Linked DNA regions of Homo sapiens: region 1 is linked to region 2. A link is a contact called in ENCODE Hi-C or POLR2A ChIA-PET data. All regions are on one chromosome and are shown on one strand. Each heading gives the region's core, a stretch centred on a gene start or an enhancer-like site at or near the end of the contact. The rest is flanking DNA. Distances are from core to core; before and after follow the strand shown.

Region 1 (5,776 bases), core at 2,629-5,128, 190 kb after region 2:
TACGCATGAAACTTGTGCTCGTTTTTCAATATATAATAAAATGTAACCTCTCCAAGAAGCCTATTCTGCTTCCACATGGATCTTATGCTATAATATGCATATCTCTGGTTTTGCATATTTACATGTTTTGTTCTTTTTTTCTTTGGGCTTCAACTGCACATAACTGAGTTAATCTTTTTTGTTTTCTAAGTTGGCTGTCTAGCCCTGTTTCAATTATACATATATACACCTCCTTGCTCAAGTGATCATATAAAACATATATGTTTTCACACATACATTGTTTTACCAAAGTGAGATCATATTAAATTCCTGTATTTTGCCTTTGTCACTCAAAAACACTTGTGTTTTCCTCTAATGTGGTCTTGTGGTCTGTCTTTGGAGAGTGGCTATAAACACTACCCCTTCCCTGCCAGGGCTTCGGGAGATCTGGTCATGAGTGTTTACAATGTGCCTTTCACAGGATACTTCTTTGTCCTGGCATATGACCTAATGCCTTAGTGTCCATGACCCTTGATAGGTGTCCCTCTCACAGGAAACTTGTTTATACTGGCAGATGCCCTTGTAGCTCTTGTCTTACCTGTGTTGAGTTTATTCCTATCAAGATAGCCATTCTCTAGGAGAGTCCTGACCAGAAAAGAAGTTGGATTCAGGTGTAACTGGGCAAAACACACAGGATACAACTCACCAAAACACATGAAATAACAGAAGCAGTATTACTTACAAATCGAGAGAGAAGAGGGCAGCACACCTCCTATGGCCAACTGGAAGTGGGGAGCCAACGAGATATGCATATTCAACCACTGGGTGGGGAGCAAGAGACAGAGAGTGAGGGGAACCTGTAGGCCAAAGCCTTTATTGGGGTCCAGGGTATTACCTAGGTGGGTTTCCTGCAGGTAGGTCTAATTGGTGGGTTTAGAGTAAGTGGGTACATGTTCCATGAAGTCACTGTGACTGAAAGGTGGTCACTGTGGCATATCTGCACAGCCCATGCAGGCTGTGTGAGTCAGTAGGTCAAGTCAAGTGGGTTGTATTTCACTGACCACCTATAAAGAGGTGGTAACTAGGAAGCAGTTATATAAAGTAGATATCTGGATTGACCATATTGAGGAACTAGGAAGAGGTAGAAAACTGGAAACTGTCAGGGGTAACTGAGTACTGCTTCTGGAATCAGAAAGTCCAACTTATGTTCAAAGTGGATGCAGAGGTAACATAAAATTATAGGAATTCACAGCGAACACCCTGTAGCAATTATGTTCCTACTGATGGATATTTACTTTATTTCCTTCATTATTTACTGGTAGAACCTAATATATCTCAATAAAAATGTACTTTTATTTCTGGAGTATAGATTCTCAGTATTGGGTTTCGGAGGTTGAAGTGTGTTTTAATTTTTAATAGTTGTTGCCATGTTGATCTAATATTGCCAGAGGGTATAATAGTATGATTACATTATTAGCAGTGAAAGAAGGTACCTCTTCCCTTTTATCCTCACCAACAGTATTTTAATATTTTTGCCAGTCTGATAGAAACGAAGCAGCTTTCAAGTACTGTACTATAATGCCTCTGGGTTGGAGGTCCCCAAGATCCCTCCCACCTGACAGATTTGTTGATTCTCTAGCAGGACTCACAGGGCTCAGCATATAGTTGTATGCATTGCTGTGATTTATTACAGTGAAAGGATATAAAGCAGGATCAGCAAACAGAGAAGGAGCCGGAGGTGAAGTCAGGAGGAAACCAGGCACAAACTTCCAATTGTCCTCTGCCAGTGGAGTCACACAGGGCACACTGATTTCTCCAGCAATAGATTTTGTGATGACGTGTAAAATGTTGTGTACCAGGAAGCTCATTAGAGACTCAGTGCTTAACATTTTATTGTGGGGTGGTCACTATGCATCCTCTGCCTGGGACGTACCAAAATTCCAGATTTCCAGAAGGAAAACAGGTGTTCAGGATAAACATTTTGTTTGTGCAGTTTAGGTGCAGTGACCCACTCTTATCAGTGTGGTAGAAAGCCTCCCCAAATCTTGAACTCCCAAAGGTCAGCCCTGCAAGCAGACCACTGTAAGGATGGCAGTCTCAGGAATGCTATGTAAAGTCTTTTCTTTTGCTCTTTTTAAAAAACAGCTTTATTGAAATATAATCACATGCCATGCAATTCACCCTTTAAAAGTGTAAAATTCAGTGATTTTTAGTATATTCACAGAAATATATGTACATTACCACAGTCAATTTTGGAATATTCTTACTACCTCAGAAAGAAACTCTATCTTTAACGATCACCCCTCATTCTCCTATAGCCCCCACTTCTCCAGTCCTAAACAAACATTAATCTACTATCTATCTTAGTAGATTTCCTAGTTGTGGACATTTCATATGAATGGAATCATGTAATATGTGGTCTTTTGTGACTGACTTCTTACACTTTGCTTAGTTTTTTAAATGTTCATTCATGTCATAGTATGTGTCACTACTTCCTTTTTATGGCTGAATAGTATTCCACTGTATGAATATACATAACACATTTTGTTTATCCATTGATTGGTTGATGGACATTTGTTTGGGTTGTTTCCACTTTTTGACTGTTATGAATAATGCTCTGTTAGCTATTTTCTTCACAGCCTCCCAAATATTTATTGAGAGAATAAATACAGACTCACATTTGCATTCTCGTAATAAACTGCAGTATTCTTTTCAATAGTATGTTATTCCTTTGACATATTGGTAGATTCTGTTTGCTAGCATTTTATTTATAATTTTTGTACCTATAATCATGTCACATTTGTATGAGGTTTATCATGTTTTGATATTAAGGGTATGTTAGCTTTATGAAATGATTTGGGGTTACTTTCTATTTCATTTTCCCTTTGGCCTGCAGTGATCTAACACTAGAATTAACTGTTATTTGAAGTTTAGATAAAAATTTAACTTTGAATTTGTCTAATCCAGATGCCATTTAAAATGGGAGAACTTTTCTCTCTTTTCCATTTTCTTCTAAACTAGCCTTTTTAAGCTTTTCATTTTTTCTTGTATTAATTTTGGTAATTTGTATTTTGCTAGGAAATTACCTGTTCCTTTTTAGTTATTGCCATAAGAAATAAAGTAATATTCTTACCATTGCTTATGTGTTTGGTTATTTCTCCTTTAACAATTTCGTTAGTGTTTATGTTTCTCTCTCTCTTTTTTTTTTTTAATCTTAATCAGGCTTTTTGTAAAGATTTTGTCAGTTTTTGTAAAATTTTAGTTTGGGATTTATTTTTTCTATTGTTTGACTATAAATTGACTTGGAAATCTCCTTTCTTCTTTTTAGTATAAGGTTTCACAGTTTTCATCTTACTTCTCTTTTTTCCTACATCATGTTTGGATTCTTTGAGTTACACATCCTGTTTTTATCTGAGTTTCTCAGTCTCTAATTCTGGCAAATTCTTAATCATTTCTAGAGATATTTATTTATTTCCCTTTCTGAGAATCTTATTAGATATTGACATTTAAATATTTTAACCATGTCTCATAGCTTTTGAGAAGTGTTTATATTTTCTACTTCCTTATTCCTTTTTTAATGCTTTGTAGAATTGCTTGACCTGAACTTGTTGCTCACTAGTATATTCTTGCCCTATATTCAATTTGCTAGTTAACCCATCGGATTTTTTATTTCAGCAGTTTAAAAAATCTATACATATCTTCAATTGGTGAATATTATGTTTGTTTTAAATTTGTGGTCTCTTTAGTCTTTTTTCTTATGGTATTGATTGTTCATTTGTTGCCTTTCTTTCATTGTGCTCATACTCTCCAAGTGTCTGGTTATATTTTTCTTAGAAGTTCCAAGTTATGAGCTAGTAATATTTGCCTGGGGAGCAGGGTGAAAGACTAGGCTTTAACATGTGTCTTTGTGTAATTTCATGGAGTAGAGGTGGGAGTGTGTGGGCTGATTCGGGGTGATGCAGTTCGACAGTTGGTGCCAAAAAGGAACTTCCTGTTGACCTGCTTAGAGGCATGATCTTCTCCAGGACCTGCTATCCTTATTGTATTTATGCAGTGCCGGTGAGAACAGAACACACAGGGGCCTTGCAGGTCACCTAAACTTGTTACCATTTCCCAAACTGTTTGTGCTCTGGTGCTTTCCTGATATAATAATCTCCTGTACTCTTCAGATGGCACTGGAGTGGTAGCAGAGCTTTTCTGTCTCATTGCATCCTGTAGGGTAGAAATTCTCTGCCCAGAGCAATGTAAGGACTGGAAAAGGTCACAACTAGGTCTTTTCCATTTGGTAGCATTTGGCCTGCTCCATCTCTTGGTTGCCATTTCCTTAACACTCTAGAAGCCATTGCTTTTAGTGTCCCCAAGGTTTTTCATTTATTAGACTGCTTTTTGCTTTTGTGTAATCTATAGGGTTGAGATGGAGGGAGGGAAGCAGGAATTTGAAATCTTGTGCTGGAATGGAAGCCATAATATTTTTAAATTATCTGTTTGTGTCTGTGCCCCTCAGCAAACTAAGCCCCTTAAGGGTAGTGATTTTTACATATACGCTAAAGTGTATATAAAAATAGTTCATGGGGCAGACTTGGTGTCTAATAAAGTTTATTGAAAATATTATTTCAAAAAGATTCTTTCATTAAAAATAAAAATGTACTACCAATATAGAACTTCCTTAACATTCTACAAACATGATTAAATTTATTAAAACCTTAATTTGTATGCAAGGTTTCAGGATCATTTAGATCACTTTAGAAGAGGTTATAAACTGTAGAGTAAAATAAAAAGAAGAAAACAACTAACATAATACATTTATCCCTCAGTGGATTGGTTCCAGGACCTACAACAGATACCACAATCCATGGATACTTAGATCATTCAGTGGACCTAAAAGTTGGTCCTCCACAGCTGAGGTTCCGCATCCCACAAACACTGTATTTTTGATCCCTGGTTCTTGAATCCACAGATGCAGAACTCGTGGATATGGACGGCTGACTGTATAGTGTTTTATAATTCTCAAAACATTTAACCTATGTTAAAGCAGGGCTGTTATTGTTATCCCCATCTTAAAAGTGAAGAAACCATGAATCAGAGATGACAAGAATGTATCTAAGACTAAGCAGCCAATAAATAGGCATGGAAACAAAGTCTCCTGACTTGGATTCTTTTAGAGACTGATGCTTCTTTGTTTTTCAGCGCTTCTGTAATGGCTATTTGATTAATGACATTGAACTAATCTGTGTCATTCTGTCTCCCATCTTTTTGTACTGTGGAACTCAGTGACTGTTACCCAGAGTTTTTGTTGTTGTTGTTTGTTTTTAGAGACAGCATCTTGCTGCCACCCAGGCTGGAGTGCAGTGGTGCAGTCTTAGCTTACTGCAGCCTCAAACTTCTGGGCTCAAGTAATCCTCCCGCCTCAGCTTCCTGAGTAGCTGAGATTACAGGTGTGTACAACTGTGCTTGGCTAATTTTTTATTTTTTTTGATTTTTTGTAGAGACAAGGTCTTGCTATGTTGCCCAGGCTAGGCTTGAACCCCTGGTTTCAAGTGATCTTCCGCACTTGACCTCCAGAAGTGCTGGGATTACACACGTGGACCACCCTGCCCAGCCATCACCCAGAGTTTAAAGCCAGAGTTCTTAAAAAGGGCTTGTGAGATCCCACATGATCTGTCTTTTTCCCATTTACTTTTCTCTTTGTTCACATTTCTCCTGCCACACTAGACTTTATATTACTATTTCTCCGCTATACCAGATATGCTCCAACCCTCAGTATCTTTGAGGTTTCTGTTCACTGTGCTTGGAATTC
Region 2 (5,860 bases), core at 783-3,282:
TGCATTTTGTATATAAAACACTGCCTGGCACAGAGAAAGTATTCAACACATGTTAGCTATTATTATTCTTCTAAGGGGCACTCAATAAACAATAGCTACTATTTTAAAAACTTCCAATGAGGAAAACACAATTAAACAAGTTCTTTTGTGTTCTCTGTTAATATGAATCCCAGTTTGAGACCCACAACTAAAATAGGAAAAGTAGAAGGAGTGTCGCTATAAATTTCACATTGACACAAGAAATCTATTCCCAGGAGTCGTTGAGAGATCTTTGTTTCTTCTCTTTTTTCTTCTTACTGAAGTTTATATGTTTACATTCCTCTGTATTCAGCCTGTTTGTCCATTTTTTCCTGCTTTGTGTTCATCTATTGTGCCAGCATTCTTTTCGTGGTATACAAAGATGAGATCAGATTCAAAAAGACTGGTTCAATATTTTTATAAAATAACATCAGCTTTGAGCCTCTACTATAAAGACACTGTTTTCAGTTCAAAGTACCAATGTTAAATAGAATGAATGTAGTGGACTTAGTAATATGAAGAGAGCTCTTCTGGGGAAATGTTTGTAAACCAAACATATTCTCTAAACAGGATAGTTGGTATCCTGAGTAACCTGGTAGCATAGTTGAAGCTTAAATAGGCCTATTACACTGAAAGTGGAGCAGTTGGCAACCCTATCCCTGAGACTACCCCACTTCAGACCTGCAACAGTTGGGCTGACCTAGGAGGGCGCAGCTCACAGCTGTCCTTATCCCTCCTTTCCACACTGTCCTAGGACAAAGGGTCAGCAACCTGGCCTTTTTAGAGTAATTGATCCCCTTGCCTGAGAGGCATGATCACTTTCCAAAAACAGAAAGAGTGAAACCTCGGCCTGAACAGAGCAAACTCCCAGCTCAGGGCAAGTGATGAAAAACAATTCTAAGAAGCTGAGCCACTGACATAGGGAGGAACTTAATATTCCAGCTGCCTTTCAAACCCAGGGAATTTTTGTGGGTTTTCTGGTACTTCTAGAATCCTTCTGAGTCAGAAGCAGAAGTCAAGACTCATCTTGAAGATAAAAAATCAAAACAAGCTGAGATTCTGAAAATGTTATCTGAATCCAGAATAGCTTTTGTTTCAAATGCAATTGAATTGATTTAGTCTTGCTTTCCTTTTGTGCCATTTAATTACATTTAAAAATAAAGCAAAACTAGGCCTCTTACTGTACTAAAAACCCCTTTGTTCTTTTTTCACCTAGCATATCTAACACTGATAAAGAAATGTTCACAAAACCATTTTCTAGAGCTAAGAATCTCTAAGGAATTGGTTGAACTAATATAATGTACTAATTTAAGGTTTCATTGCAATCCTTCCACAATTAGATCTTTGGTTTGGAGTTTTTTTTTTAATTCACACTCAGAGTCTGTTGGTTGTGGTTGGATTACTTATTACTGTTTAACAAATGGTGCAGATCATAATTCTTCACGTAAGTCCAATATGGGCTAGATTTTGAATTCTGCATTATGAAATACTCACTGAAATGTCACAACTCATTGTGGGTGGTATTACTGAAATAAACAGCAACACTAAATATATTACTTAGAACTTTTAATTTTAATTTTACATTGAATGAACTAATATGATTTCCTTTATATACAGCACTTTAGTATGAGCAAACTATTCCCTTCGTAGTGTAACATATAGCTTTCCACTTTTTGTTCCTAGTGTAAAATTAAGATTTCCCCACCTTAGAGATAGCCCCACCTTAGAGATTCTGATTTACTAGGTTTGGGTGGGACCTAGGAATTTGTTTTTGTAACATACAACCCAGGTGATTCTGATGCTAATGGGCTGTGAACTACACTTTGAATAACACTTTTCTAACATGCAAACCACTTAAATCAACTTTATTCTTTAAAACCCATAAATAGTTTTCCTGTTTATCCAGTCAGGGACAGCCAGACTTGTAAACTGCACCTGCTTCCACAGTCTTAGTGCCCCGTCTAAAAGGAACAGGCAGGCGCTGAAGCACTCATCTTGCCGATTTTATTTCAAACGTCCAGGAGATGGCAGCAAACTCTCCTTCCCTCTCAGTGCTTCACAGGCAGCCATTCTAAAGCTCGTTGCATTACAATTTGCTTTGAATATTCTTTTTTTAAAAAAGACAAAAGACTAAAGGGGGCCTTGAGACGTGATTTTTATCTGACCCCCTGCTTCTAATCAAGAATGAGTATAAATATTTCTAGGGATAGAATAGAATGATACAATTTTATTATCTAGAAAAGAGATTGAATTTCCTTGGCTATTTTTTCTTATCTCTGGGGAAAAAGATTGTATGACTTCCCTTGGCTGTTGGGCCCTAGACTCTGTTATCTCCAAATCCAAAATATTCTTACTAATAACTAGCTTAAATCTATCTGGCAGTAATCTAAACATTCTTATTTTGGGATCTAGGCTAATGGAAAATTTTGAAGCACTTTGAATGCTTATTAGCTTTTTAAAATGAAAATAAATACGATTATAAAATTTTCAAAAGAAAAAGGAAGTTCATGCACTTTATGCATCATAGGGAAAGAGCCCAATATTTTTGTTTAACTTTAACATTAATCTTGGCAAATAGAGTAGTATGTCAACAAAATGCAAAATCAGTCAGAGGCTGCTTATATGTTACAAGAGTGTACGGAACAAAGAAACAGGCAGACCCACTTGGTGACGGCTTTGATCCTAACAAGCACATTGTTTTCAAAACTTTGAGGCACTAAAGTTTATTTCTAAAACAGAAAAGATGGTGACGTGTTGGAAGTTCTGTGATGTGAAATATATGTTTGTACATTTACCAGTGGGAGGAGAAAAGACTAATGGGAGAGCTGGATATTATAAATGATGGGTTAATGCTGGAGCCTAGGTCACTGCACAGGTTTGATGCCATGTGGTCAATGAATGACTGATCTGTTCATTGTATTTTGTTTGTTTGGTTGGTTGTTTTTTTTCTTTTGTTTTTGTTTTGTTTTGTTTTGTTTTTAGACAGAGTCTCGCTCTGTCGCCCAGGCTAGAGTGCAGTGGCACCATCTCGGCTTACTGCCATGTTTTTTTTTGTTTTGTTTTTTGTTTTTGTTTTGGATAATTGCTTAAGAATTTAGACACACATACTACTAAAGGATCTCTCTTTTCCTCTCTTTCTCTCAAATGTGTATTGATGAGGGCCTATCCATTTTAGTCTCCCCAGAAGTTACTTTTTATCTTAGGCTAAGATTACATATCCATAGCAGTTAAGAGGGCTGATGTAGTATTTTAGCTAATTCATAATATTTTTGTAAATTCATCAATGCATTTGCATGAATTAATACTAAAAGTGAAAAAATTGTTTAACAATTGTAATAGTCAATAAATACCTAACATCAAATCAAAATGAAGGCAAACTTTGGGATGGGGAGAAGTCAGGAGAATACTAAAGAATGAGATCCTTTTAATAAATGTGTGGTCTACATGGCAAAATTTGCTGTAGTATTAACATACAATGTTATCTCAAGACAATTATACATTGCAGCTTCATGAATGCATTAAGAAAGCTATGCCGGCCAGGCGCAGTGGCTCACGCCTGTAATCCCAGCACTTTGGGAAGCTGAGGTGGGTGGATCACTTGAGGTCAGGAGTTTAAGACCAGCCTGGTCGACATGGTGAAACCCCACCTCTATTAAAAACACAAAAATTAGCTGGGCGTGGTGGCACATGCCTGTAATCCCAGGTACCCGGCAGGGTGAGGCAGGAGAATTACTTGAACCTGGGGAGCAGAGGTTGCAGTGAGCCCATATCGTACTGCTGCAGTCCAGCCTGGGTGACAGAGACAGACTCCGTCTCAAAAAAAAAAAAAAAAAAAAAAAAAAAGCTATGCAAATAAAAACCAGCTGTAATAGCAGCTATAGCCATGGGCAAAATTAAGTATTTGATCTCTAATTTCGTATGTCTGATAAGTAGACACACATTCCAATAACTCCCGAGACATCCTTTCAGTGATTAATGACAGACTACAACTATATCTGGAATTAGTGTTTTCAATGGAAGTAAATGCTGCTTATTCTGAAGAAATGTAACTGGGATACTTCTGATAAAAGATGTTTCCTAAGTTTCCCATTTGTATTTGAAAAGCACATGATCGTGACCATCATTGTATACTTCTCTTTAACCCATGTTTCTCCTCCAGCAAAACAATCACACATTTGAAAATCCCACATAGTTTATGGCATCTCCATGTCTCTAAAATGAAATGACATACATGAAATTATTGTGTAAATTCCCTCAAACAGGAAAGATATCATTAAATAAAACTTATCACTTGGACCAGAGATGTGATAAAGGAATTGAGCATAATTTTTTTCTATTCTGTGCTTAAGAAAACAAGCTGTTGATGCCTTTCCTGATGAAGAGCTGGATTTATGATTCCTAATTTTATTTTTATTTATTTTATTTTTGAGATGGAGTCTCACTCTGTCGCCCAGGCTGGAGTGCAGTGGCGTGATCTCAGCTCACTGCAACCTCCACCTCCCAAGTTCAAGTGATTAAGATTCCTAATTTTAAACCTCACTCTGGGGTCATGTTTTTGACCAGGAAAACATAAATATGATAGGGAGTAAATCTTACATTTCTCAAAGAACAGTAGGTTAAACAATTTCCCCAGGGCCCAGGATATTAATCAAAGGTTCCATTTAATAAGCTTAGAAACATAGTGGACAGAAAAGCAGTTACAAAGGCCAACTCAGTCATTTTCCTCATCCTGTATTCTCCACATCTTTGTGAAATTATGTTGTCACACACTGTATAGTTGCTGTGTCTTCGTCATTGCCATTAACTCGCTTTGAATTGTCAGAGATTTTTAATGTAATTAGAAGTCGTGACAGAGGATGCTTCTAAACACATCAGTGGGAAGTTTTGGGAATGTTATTGTGCAGAGGCCAAATCAAGTTTGTTACATGGTATGCACACATTTCTTAAGAATCCTTGTTGTTAACATCATAACTGATAAGATTTTTCTCTAAAAAAGCAAAAGGCATTTTAATTGGGAAATAATTTTGCTTAAGGGCTATTAGCTCCACTTCAAATAGCAGTCACATAATTATAACTGAATACAATACAAAACATGTTAGTTTTCTGTACTGATAATCATTACTCTCATAATAAATTAAGTGCTTACCATGTGCCAGGTACCAACATTTTTCTCTACAAAAACTTCCCACATGCTGGATGCAGTGGCTCACTGGAAGCAACTTGAGAGCCTGAGGTGAGAGGATGTCTTGAGCCCGGGAGGTTAAGGCTGCAATGAGCTATGATAACACCACTGCTCTCTAGCCGGGGTGATAGAGCAAGACCCTGTCTCAAAAAAACAAAAACCCAAAAAACTCCCACAAGGTCAAAAGATTGTTTATTTTAAACAAGATCAACATTCTTTGTTTATTATGAAAATTACTTGTTTCTCCATAGAAACTGACGAAGTCTGAACTTTTTATATATACTATTCACTTTTTCTACCGTGGGAATCTAAATGAATGACGTTTACTATTTAAATCTTTTGAGGAAAGAGAGAACTTCAGAAAATATTTTGAAATGTGTTTAACATTTATTTTTTATGTTTGAACCAATTAAACTAGACTTTTATGAAAATAAACTTAAATAAGGCTGTTCCTCAAGAATTATAAAAAATTAAAACAGCAATCCCAACTACTTAAATAGAACACAGTCTATATTAATACAAGTATTGTCACAGGCTCTAACTTGTAGAGTGACATACTTCTTTTTTGAGAATAAAGAAAGGTAAGAGGGTAAAAATTGCTGGTATAGTAGTTTTTTCTGTTAACAGAGTTAATGCCTTAACATACATTATTTAAATAAA

The links. Hi-C counts contacts between places; a loop is a spot of excess contacts on that map. ChIA-PET counts read pairs that join two places held with the same protein, here RNA polymerase II (POLR2A). Pooled maps may share reads with other maps.
Region 1: a loop to region 2 is called in a pooled map, with 3 times the contacts of the local background. The contact joins two enhancer-like sites. A Hi-C loop is called at or near these places in 1 of 168 maps with a recorded cell type or tissue (PC-9), 4 of 37 single-sample maps with no recorded cell type and 7 of 50 pooled maps. POLR2A ChIA-PET finds 5 or more read pairs at or near these places in 3 of 52 experiments (BJ, MCF 10A and activated naive CD4-positive, alpha-beta T cell).

What each region holds. Positions count from the first base shown.
Region 1 is chr4:119,229,998-119,235,773 of GRCh38, forward strand. It overlaps USP53 (ubiquitin specific peptidase 53), which reads left to right. Exons shown (of 19, transcript NM_001371395.1): 4 at 5,293-5,414. Among named protein-coding and RNA genes, the nearest start is that of USP53, 20 kb to the left of the region's middle. Within about 2 kb of position 3,879, at least 2 of the 41 ENCODE cell types and tissues checked have a DNase peak (open chromatin) inside an H3K27ac peak, as active enhancers do.
Region 2 is chr4:119,040,104-119,045,963 of GRCh38, forward strand. The region is part of intron 4 of SYNPO2 (synaptopodin 2); the gene reads left to right. Among named protein-coding and RNA genes, the nearest start is that of SYNPO2-AS1, 58 kb to the left of the region's middle. Within about 2 kb of position 2,033, at least 13 of the 41 ENCODE cell types and tissues checked have a DNase peak (open chromatin) inside an H3K27ac peak, as active enhancers do.